2 separate regions of the Homo sapiens genome follow, and region 2 is linked to region 1. Evidence: read pairs that join two places in POLR2A ChIA-PET (ENCODE). Cell type or tissue: OCI-LY7. All regions are shown on one strand.

What was found. ChIA-PET counts read pairs that join two places held together with the same protein. Peaks named below come from ENCODE experiments on the same cell type or tissue, not always from the same donor. Only the 100,000 strongest peaks of a DNase experiment are listed, where the experiment ranks them.
Region 2: POLR2A ChIA-PET joins it to region 1 with 12 read pairs; 2 of 35 experiments call an interaction of 5 or more read pairs at or near these places.

What each region holds. Positions count from the first base shown.
Region 1 is chr20:38,470,213-38,475,212 of GRCh38, forward strand. RALGAPB (Ral GTPase activating protein non-catalytic subunit beta) reads left to right here and starts at 2,631. Exons shown (of 30, transcript NM_020336.4): 1 at 2,631-2,857. RefSeq lists an enhancer at 2,352-2,421 and a silencer at 2,712-2,911. In OCI-LY7, a CTCF peak has its summit at 2,356; a DNase peak (open chromatin) is centred at 2,519; H3K4me3 peaks cover 2,181 bases.
Region 2 is chr20:38,774,991-38,779,990 of GRCh38, forward strand. LOC124904902 (a long non-coding RNA gene) reads left to right here and starts at 4,508. Exons shown (of 2, transcript XR_007067584.1): 1 at 4,508-4,962. RefSeq lists an enhancer at 4,508-5,000. In OCI-LY7, no CTCF peak of the experiment used is centred here; no DNase peak of the experiment used is centred here.

The sequences.
Region 1 (5,000 bases):
ACCATGGGATGGATCATATAGATTGGTATGGCATCTCCCAGAATGATGCTTTCAGGGTAAATAAAACAAAAAAGACTGGTGTAGTGATCTTTGGAAAAAAGTCTGTCACAAAAGCTTATACCGCTGCTCCTCTTTTTTCCAATTCTGTGCCTTTCCAAACACACTATACACAATGATATTTTGACATTACAGTTCAGATGAAGACATTCCCCAGTTTAGTCGATGTTTCTAGTTAGAGATCATGCCGTGGAACAAATTTGAATTGTGCACTATGTTTGGAGATCCAAAATGTTTTACTATGTGTAGCATCTCATGTGTCTCTTAAGTTTATTGTACATGTGTGCTTTTCTCAAATGTTTCAAAGTGTTCTAATGTTTAGTCTTTAATTTTCCCTCAAGGTATATGTGCGTATGTGTGTTTTATTTTTATGTTTGTTTAAGTGAAGACTTCAAAAGTTTTAAAAAATTAGCAAAGAGTGCAGAAAAAACATATCTTTTATGCCAGGCACAGTGATGTGTGCCTTTAGTTCCAGCTACTTGGGAGGCTGAGGCAGGTGGATCGCTTGGGCCTGGGAGTTTGAAGCCAGCCTGGGCAACATAGCGAGGCCCTGTGTCTTAAAAAAACAAACCATCATTTAGAGAACCACTCACTTGCATCTCTCCTCCACCAACTTGCACCTAATATTAAATCTTGTCTTTCTGTCCAGAGCAGTAAGTCTTACTGCCTTACATGTTATGTAAAAACCATATTTTAAGCAAAATTATTTGTTTGTATAATTTTCTGTTGCATCAATATATTTTTTCTGTTAAAAATATTTAGGTGCCTTAGGCTGGAATTGAACACAATTTTGCCCATTTTAATTAATGGGAAAAATTTAACAGCTTTCCACTTAGAAGCAGAATTTCAGGAATGAATTGAAACCACTAGAAGGGTGATAGCTGTATTTTCATCATCTCCCCAAGGGCTTTGGGACAGCTTTCCCATCCTCTGTGCCTGTCACTTTTCCAATTCCCATCACCCGTTGTTCTTCCAGTTAGTCACCCCTCCCTTGTCTGTTACAGGGGTTCAGTATTAATTGTGTTAGAATGCATCTGGTTGCAAGTAACATAAAACTCAACAAACTCTGGTATATATAAGATCCCTCATCCCGATAAGACAGGAAGGTAGTACAGGGTTTGTGTAGCTGCTTGAGTATGACTTAAACAAACAGGCTCCTGTCTTTCTGCTCCACCTTCCTCAGCACAGCCCTCCTCATGGCCTCTAGGCTGCTGTGCTCCCAGGTGTTACCCAGTTCCAAGCATGAAGCAGGGGAAAAGTGAAGGACACAAACTTCTCCAAGGGAAGAAGGAAGGGAAGGTCTCCTTTGATACTTCTGCCTACATCTCAGTGGCCAGGACTTTGTCTCACTGCCACCCTTAGCAGCAAAGAAAGTTGAGAGTTGTGTGCTTTGCTTTTCAGCCCCTGTAGTATAGAAAGGCAAGGGAGTGGTTGAAATAGATCTTGAGTTAGCCAACTACATAATTTGTCACACTGTGTTTAATTGAAATGTATTGCTTGGATCCAGTGTCCTGGACATAGCCTCGTTCCTGTCCTAGCACATTCTTACCCTCCTTTTCCCTCTTCCTTCCTGTAGCTATTTTTCTGGGGGGTGAGGTGTGGTCTTGAGGAAACACTCTTCAGTTTTACCCTTTCTGTGAGGATACTAGTTCCCTTATCACTCATTCCTCCATAGTCTCTTCTAACTGAGGTGAGGAGTCAGAATCTTCTTTGCTCCCTTCTGCTTTTCAGACAACCGTGCCTTCACCTCTACTCAACACCCTGACCCCTCCTCCCTCTCTCAATACCCAAGGTCAGTCTCAAGGCCAGGTCCTCCGTGAAGAATTCCACCATCCCTCCCTCCTCTTCTTTCTCAGTCCAAGTTTCCTCCTTTAGATTCTCAAAGCACTTAAGCTGTACCTCTCCAATGGTATTATTTTCTTCGTTGAAGTGAAAGCAAATTATTGAAAGTGGTACTGTTTACAAAATGTCTAGCGCATGGCAGGTGCTCGAAGTAGTATCTCTTAGTATTATTACTACTGTCTTATCTCGATCAGATTCAGCTCTTTAATGAGAGGCTCTAAATCTTATGTTCGATTCACCTTTGTAACCCACACCGGGCCTGGAATAGAGCACTGTTCATAATTAATGCTGTGCCCGTGTAATAAGACGGCGGCGAGCAAAGGGCATCATTTCAGAGGAAGAGTGCTGTAATGGTGGGATGGGAGAAATTCCTAGAACCTAGGTGGGAGCCAGAATCTTGCAGAGAAGCCCCTTATCCGTCTGCACCGAAAGCAGGTAGAGTGGATGCCGTAAGATTCCTAAGGACGCAGGTAGAGCGCCTCCTCTGTGCCGCGATGAGGTAGGTGCATCCGTCACTTCACTCCTCCCTCTCCACTTGATCCGGAATGGGAGGAACGCAATGCGTCCCGCGCGGCGATCTGGGATAGCTGCGCAGGCGCAGCTTCCGGCTCTGTGTCTCGGGAATTATTTGACGCCACCGGTTCAGCCCCGTAGAAAGCTCTGATTAGGCGCACCGCGCACGCGCAGTGGCCCACTTGGCTGGGGAGTTATTTGACGCCGCCGCCCCTGGCAGTCGGAAGTTGCCTGAGCAGATCCCAGCCGGCTGGCTCGAGTGGCCTTCGTCGTCCCTTGGCGCCCTGGGAGAGTCGCTGACGGGTGGACTGACGGACCGCCTGAGGACGGCCGGCCAGGGCGGTGAAAGCGCCAGCCCTATGGCGCGGGTCGCGTGAGGCGGAAGGCCGAGGACGGCCGGCGGCGGCGCCCGCCCCGGCGATGCGGGCCCCGCCCGTCGCCTCAGGTAACCGGGCAGCCGGCCCCGCCGCGGCCGGACCCTCCCCTCTCCTTCCCTCTCTTCCCCACCTGGCGGTCAAGGGACGGCTGAGGCTTGTTTCTCGGCTCTGGGTGCTCCAGGGGCCCGGCCTTTGGAAGCTCATCTGCAAATTTTTGGGAGACCCACGGGGGCGGGGAAAGCTTGGCCCTGGAGTGGGCGGCTGCTGTCGAGTCTGTGTAAACCCGGTCTAATCCTTGGGAGCTACCCCGGCCAGGCGAAGCTCTCTCCTGGCAACCTGGGGGAGGGGGCGGGTCTGGAGCGGAGCTAGACAACTCCCGCAAAGAATTTGGTCCAGCAGAAAGGTTAGGCAAGTTGCTGCCGCCCAGTGGGGACGATGCTGCCCATTGCACAGTGACACTTTGATGAGGGAGAGTTGATGATGGGAGTAAACAGCTAACCCCCATTAAGCGCTTCTTATCCGCCAGGCATCATGCCAGGCCATTACGTTCTCCACGTCTAACTTCACAGCAACCCTGTGAGGTAGGATTGTTGTCCCCATTTTACTGACGAGGCAACTGAGTCCCTGGGTGGTTGGGTGACTTAATTACCCAAGGTCACATAGCTAGTAATTTGAACCGGAGCATCCGACCCAAGTGCTTAACAATTAGGGCAGTGGCTCTCCAACTTTGCTACACTGTAGAATCACCTGGGGGAAATTGTAAAGGTTTCTGATGCCCATGTGGCATCCCAGACCAAAACAATCAGAATGTCTGGAGTTGAAAGCCAGACTTCAATATTTTTTTTTTAAAGATGCCCAAGTGATTCCAGCTTGCAGCAAAGTTTGGGAACCGCATGTAATTTGATAATTCTGCATCTCAAAAAGCATCTCTCTTTCTCCAGCTTAAGTGTGCAGGAGAATTGTCTGGGAGCTTGTTAAACTTGCAGGTTCCACCCGCAGAGATCTTTAGGTTGACTGACCACTACACCTTGTGAAAGACTGTTAGGGATGGAATTCTCTGCAGGGATTCTGAGTCATCTGGAACATTTAAAATGTATGCATCTTATGCAAACTGCTCGTTTGCAATTTTCCTAAATATACAGTACTTATAGGTGTAGCGTCTGTAACCTCTGGGTCGTTTTTACATATGCTGGAAGTCTGCCTAGACCATCCTCTGAACGTTCTGGCCATCCCACCCAAACGCACACACTTCTGCTCTCTCCTATATGCATATACACACCCTTTTCTTTTCTTTCTTTCTTTTTTTTAGACAGAGTCTTGCTCTGTTGCCCAGGCTGGAATGCAGTGGCATGATCTTGGCTCACTGCAACTTCCGCCTCCTGAGCTCAAGCAGTCCTCCCACCTCAGCCTCTCAAGTAGCTGGGACTACCACGCTTGGCTAATTTTTGAATTTTTTTTGTAGAGATGGGGTTTCTCCATGTTGCCCAGGCTGGTCTCAAACTCCTGGGCTGAAGCAGTCCACCCACTATGGTCTGCCATAGTGGTGGGATTACAGATGCGAGCCACTGTGCCAGGCCTACATACCCTTTTCTTCCTGTCTCTGGCTGCATTAGCTTTAAGCATTCCCTTCAAGATACCTCTGTCCCTGACCCCTACCCACCTTGAGTCCTTCCAATTTGCTCTTTAGGAACATCGTAGTGAAACTTATCAGTTATTTTTCTGAGTTGTAGTTCTATCCCTACTTCTAGATTATGAGAAGCTTTAGGGCAGGGACTATGTTTTCTTCATCTCTGTATTCCTTCCAGTGCTTTGACATACAGACTCACAAAGCTTTTACTCAGTGGAATGTTTGGGTCCTTTTATGTCATAGATAGATCATGTTGCGAACAGATTCTTCTCTATTTCCATTTTTGTAAAAGATGTTTGGTAGTTCCCAGCTTATAGAGTTTTGTTCTTTTTGCTTAGGAGTGAGTATTCTAGTTATGTTCAGCAATTTGTCCAGCAGTTGAACACACACATTGAGTTCTTACCAATTGCAAGGCACTCTGTAACTAACCATGTGCAATCAACATTGTTTGATTTTTAATGTCTGATTCTATCACAATCGGACGCAATCATGTCTGTAGGGAAAGTCTTTTTATTACTGTTAGACCTTTGCATGTGTTCCCTACTTCATTGTCCAAAAAAGTGTTTAGTTGTCATCCACTAAAT
Region 2 (5,000 bases), 300 kb after region 1:
CATGCCTGTGATCCCAGCACTTTGGGAGGCTGAGGCAGGCAGATCACTTGAGGCCAGGAGTTTGAGACCAGCCTGGCCAACATGGCAAAGCCCCATCTCTACTAAAAATACAAAACTTAGCTGGGCTTGGTGGTGCACACTTGTAATCCCAGCTACTTGGGAGGCTGAGCCATGAGAATTGCTTGAACCCAAGAGGCCAGGGTTGCAGTGAGCCAAGATCGCACCACTGCACTCCAGCCTGGGCAACAGAGCAAGACTGTCTCAAAAAAAAAAAAAGTCTTCTCAGCCTCCATGCAGGCTTACACAAGAAAGGGAAATTAGATGGTGTCAGACTTTTTAACAGCACTAATACTAGGAAGTTAAATAAGTTGAATAATTAGAAAACAAAAATGATAAATTTGAAGAAGGATGGCAACATTTTTAAACTACTAGAAAACCTAATTAATGTAGAAAGCACAAATGCATGTAATAAATAAGGTACTAGTCATCAAAAGAAGAAATAGGTTGGGCTCAGTGACACACACCTGTAATCCTAGCGCTTTGGGAGGCCGAGGCAGGAAGATCACTTGAGTCTGGGAGTTTGAGACCAGCCTGGACAACATAGGGAGACTCCACCTGTACAAAAAAATTTAAAAATCAGCTGGGTGTGGTGTTGCATGTCTGTGGTTCCAGCTGCTCAGGAGGCTGAGGTGGGAGGATTGCTGCAGTGAGCCATAAATGTGTCACTGCACTCCAGCCCGGCCAACAAAGTGAGACCCTGTCTCAAATAAATAATCATCTATTTTTCACACACTCTGGAAATACGTGAGAAAATCTAGCTGCAATTGTCAATTTTCTGCATTCAAGCCTTTAATTTTAAAAAAGTGAATTTTCTAGGAAAATAATTCACCAAAACTGACCTTAACAGAGATATATAAAGTTCAAACAGACTTTTTTTTTTTTCCATAGATGAACTCAAGAAAATTGCCACAGAGCTGCCCCCCTCCCTCCAAAAAACTCCAGGTCCAGTTGAGTTTAATAGCTATTAGCCTTAAACACTAGATACTTCCAGTGTTCCTTAAACTTTACCAGAGCATAGGAAAAAAAAATTAAATGATTTTTATGTAGTGAGTATAATGTTGCTATCAAAATCCAGTAGGTTGTACACACACACACAAAACAATCTTGCTTAAAAATATCAATGGAGAAAACAAATTATTTGCAATTGAAATCCACCAACACGTTAAAAAATAACATCATGGCCGGGTGCAGTGGCTCATGCCTGTAATCCCAGCACTTTGGCAGGCCCAGGCTGGCAAATCACGAGGTCCAGAGATCAAGACCATCCTGGCCAACATGGTGAAACCCCGTCTCTACTAAAAATACAAAAATTAGCTGGGCGTGATGGCACATGCCTGTAGTCCCAGCTGCTTGGGAGGCTGAGGCAGGAGAATTGCTTGAACCCGGAAGGCGGAGGTTGCAGTGAGCTGAGATCGCACCACTGCACTGCAGCCTGGCGACAGAGCAAGACGCTGTCTCAAAACAAAACGAAACAAACAAAAACATCGCGACCAAATGGGTTTTATTCCAGGAAATGCAAATGTATGTGTCAAACACCAAAATCTCAGTGGCTTAACACCAAGTATATTTCTTATGCTGCATGTTCAGTAAATACCAGTATGGTGGAGTGTGGGGAGGGGGTGATGCATTGCTGTGGATAATTAATTACTCCACACCATCTTATGATCCTTCCTTCTCAACGCAAAGCAAGGAAAGAGAACATCAAGCGTTAAGTCCTGGCTCCCAAATGTGCCACCCAGAACATATCCACCACGAGTACTCAAATTTCACTGGCCAAAGCAGGTCATTTAGCCATGTTTAATTTCTTAGTATTTCATTTTTAGTTATTTAGTATTTCTATTTATTTATGACTGTATGCCCTTGTGTGTGTGTGTGTGTGTGTGTGTGTGTGTGTGTATGGTGGTGGTTCTAGGAATTACAATATATATCCTTAAAATATTACACTCTGGGGGGTCGCAGGCAAAAAAAAATTACAGTCTGCCATTAATTAATTCTACAATACTTCACATACAATGTCAGAATGCTACCATAACAGTATAACTCTGTTTCCCCTCGGTTGGTCTTTTGTGGTATTGTCATGTATTTTATCTACTATTATGTTGTGAATCCCATAACAGTATGAATTTTTTTTATGTAGTAGTCTTCTAGAGAAATGTAAAAAGATGGTCTTGGTTGGGTGTGGTGGCTCACCCCTGTGATCCCAGCACTTTGGGAGGCCAAGATGAGAGGACTGCTTGAGCTCAGGAGTTCAAGACCAACCTGGGTAACATAGCAAGACCCTGTCTCTATTAAAAAACAAACAAATGCCTGGCGTGGTGGCTCATGCCTGTAATCCCAGCACTTTGGGAGGCTGAGGCGGGCGGATCATGAGGTCAAGAAATCAAGACCATCCTGGCCAACATGGTGAAACCCCATCTCTACTAAAAATACAAAAATTAGCTGAGTGTGGTGGCACATGCCTATAGTCCCAGCTACTGAGGAGGCTGAGACAGGAGAATCTCTTGAACCCAGGAGGTGGAGGTTGCAGTGAGCCGAGATCGTGTCACTGCACTCCAGCCTGGTGACGGAGCGAGACTCCATCTAAAAAAAAAAAAAAAAAAAAAAAAAAAAAAACAAACTCTTAGCTGATGGTGGTGGTGCACGCCTGTAGTCCCAGCTACTCGGGAGGCTGAAGCGGGAGAATTGCTTGAACCTGGGAGGTCAAGGCTGCAGTGAGCCATGATTGCGCCACTGCACTCCAGCCTGGGTGACAGAGGAGCAAGACCCTGTCTCAAAAAAAAAAAAAGAAAAAAAAAGATGGTCTTCAGCACTAACCTGCAAGTTGGCCCTTTCCAGTACAGGAGAGTAGGGATGGAGGGAGGTCATTTCCTTGACGCTAGTCTCTCAGCTTGGACATTCCTCTGAGGAATGCTTAACAGGATGAGGGAGGGGGCTTCGCCTCTGGCCAGTGCCCAGCTTAAGTAGCCTTTTGGAAAAGTTCCAGAGGACATGGAGTGGGGTGGGGTTCTGCAGGCAGCCATTCCTCAGTCTACACAACCCTCTGGTTCCACAAGAATTGGGAGATGAATTTGGCTGCCTGCACTTCCCAGCCTGCATCAGTTTTTTAAATTTTTATTTATTTATTTTTTTTTTAGATGGAGTCTCGCTCTGTCACCTAGGCTGGAGTGCAGTGGTGTGATCTTGGCTCACTGCAACCTCTACCTCCTGGGTTCAAGCGATTCTCCTGCCTCAGCCTCCCGAGTAGCTTGGACTACAGGCGTGTGCCACCATGCCTGGCTAGTTTTTTGTATTTTTAGTAGAGACGGAGTTTCACCATGTTAGCCAGGATGGTCTTGATCTCCTGACCTCGTGATCCACCTGCCTCAGCCTCCCAAAGTGCTGGGATTACAGGCGTGAGCCACCGCGCCCGGCCTGCATCAGGTTTTGATGAGCACGTGGCCAGGAGTAGGGTAGTGCTGTCCAGCCGATCCCCTGCCCGGGGAACCTCCTGTGGATTGCCTGGCATTGAGGTTGATCGTATGCCCTAGCCAGGACAAATTTCTGGAAACCCTTTTGCTTTAGTCATGGGGGCAGGGCTTTACCCACTGATACTCCCCAGCTTGCAATGCTTCAGCAATAATCTGGACTGGGTTTCATCACAAGTGGTGTTAAGTCTCCAAGGCTTTACATTTGGACTATTAATAACCGTGCCCTGGTTATCAATAGAAAGGGGCACTCCAAGAGTGTGAACTAGGTCCTCGTGTTGATGGTGATTCTGCCAGCCTTTGCTACAGGCATTCCTTTAGCCATTCAGAGAAGATACACTCAAATGCTACAGTATACTCTAAGATATGAATAAAATGGACCAGGATATTTTCAGAAGGCCCCAAAGGAGAGGATGACTTGCCCTCATTTTCTTGACAACTTTTCTCACATCTGGGCCTGTGCAATAAGAAAGCTCTTACAAAACTGCTGAGACACACTGGGAAATCCAGGGTATACCGATCACATCCAGCCAGTTCTGGCACTCCTTGGTGTGTGCCAAGCTAGGGGCTATGGGAACAGGGTGAGTGGGTAGATCCTTTGATGCCACTCCAAAGCTTTCTGGGGAGCACCAAAATGACAGGAATGCAAAATCTCTGAAGGCTCTTTTCTGAATTCCAAGCTGACTCTGCAGAAGGGCCAAACTTAAAGAAGCGGCCCAGGCTGAGCGCAGTGGCTCACACCTGTAATCCTAGCACTTTGGGAGGCTGAGGTGGGTGGATCGTCTGAGGTCAGGAGTTCGAGACCAGCCTGATCAACATGGTGAAATCCCATCTCTACTAAAAAATACAAAAATTAGCCGGGCATGGTGGTGGGTGCCTGTAATTCCAGCTACTTTGGAGGCTGAGGCAGGAGAATCGCTTGAACCTGCGGGGGAGGAGGTTGCAGCGAGCTGAGATCACGTTACTTCACTCCAGCCCGTTTATAAGAGCGAAACTCCGTCTTGGGAGGCGGGGGGGGGGGGCATGTGGGAAGAAGCCACCCGAGGAGCCTGGTAGGGTGATGAAAGTGAGAGCAGAGGTGTAGCTCAGGGCCGTGCAGCACCTCGGCTTTGGCTCTTTGCAGGCTGTAGAAGCAGAATCGTAAGACTTCTCCTGGCTTGTTTCTTTCCATTTCTCGATTTGACTCCTCAGCCTGCTCTTCTGGCTCCCTGCTGTCTAATGGAATTCCAGAGCTTGACCTTGAGAATGCAGATTCTCCCGATTGACAACTTCTAGAGAAGGGAATCTCAGAAAGACAAAGGAGATGTTCCTTCTTCCGCTGCAAGAGTGGAAAAGCAGACACTCTCCTGAGAGCCTCATAAAGCTGGTGAAAGCCTGTTCTGATAAAGCACCCAGGAGATCATTCCTTCCGCCCCCTGCTCCCAGGACAGGCACTTAGGTGAGAATGTGTGACTCATCCAGTTCTGATACCTGCTG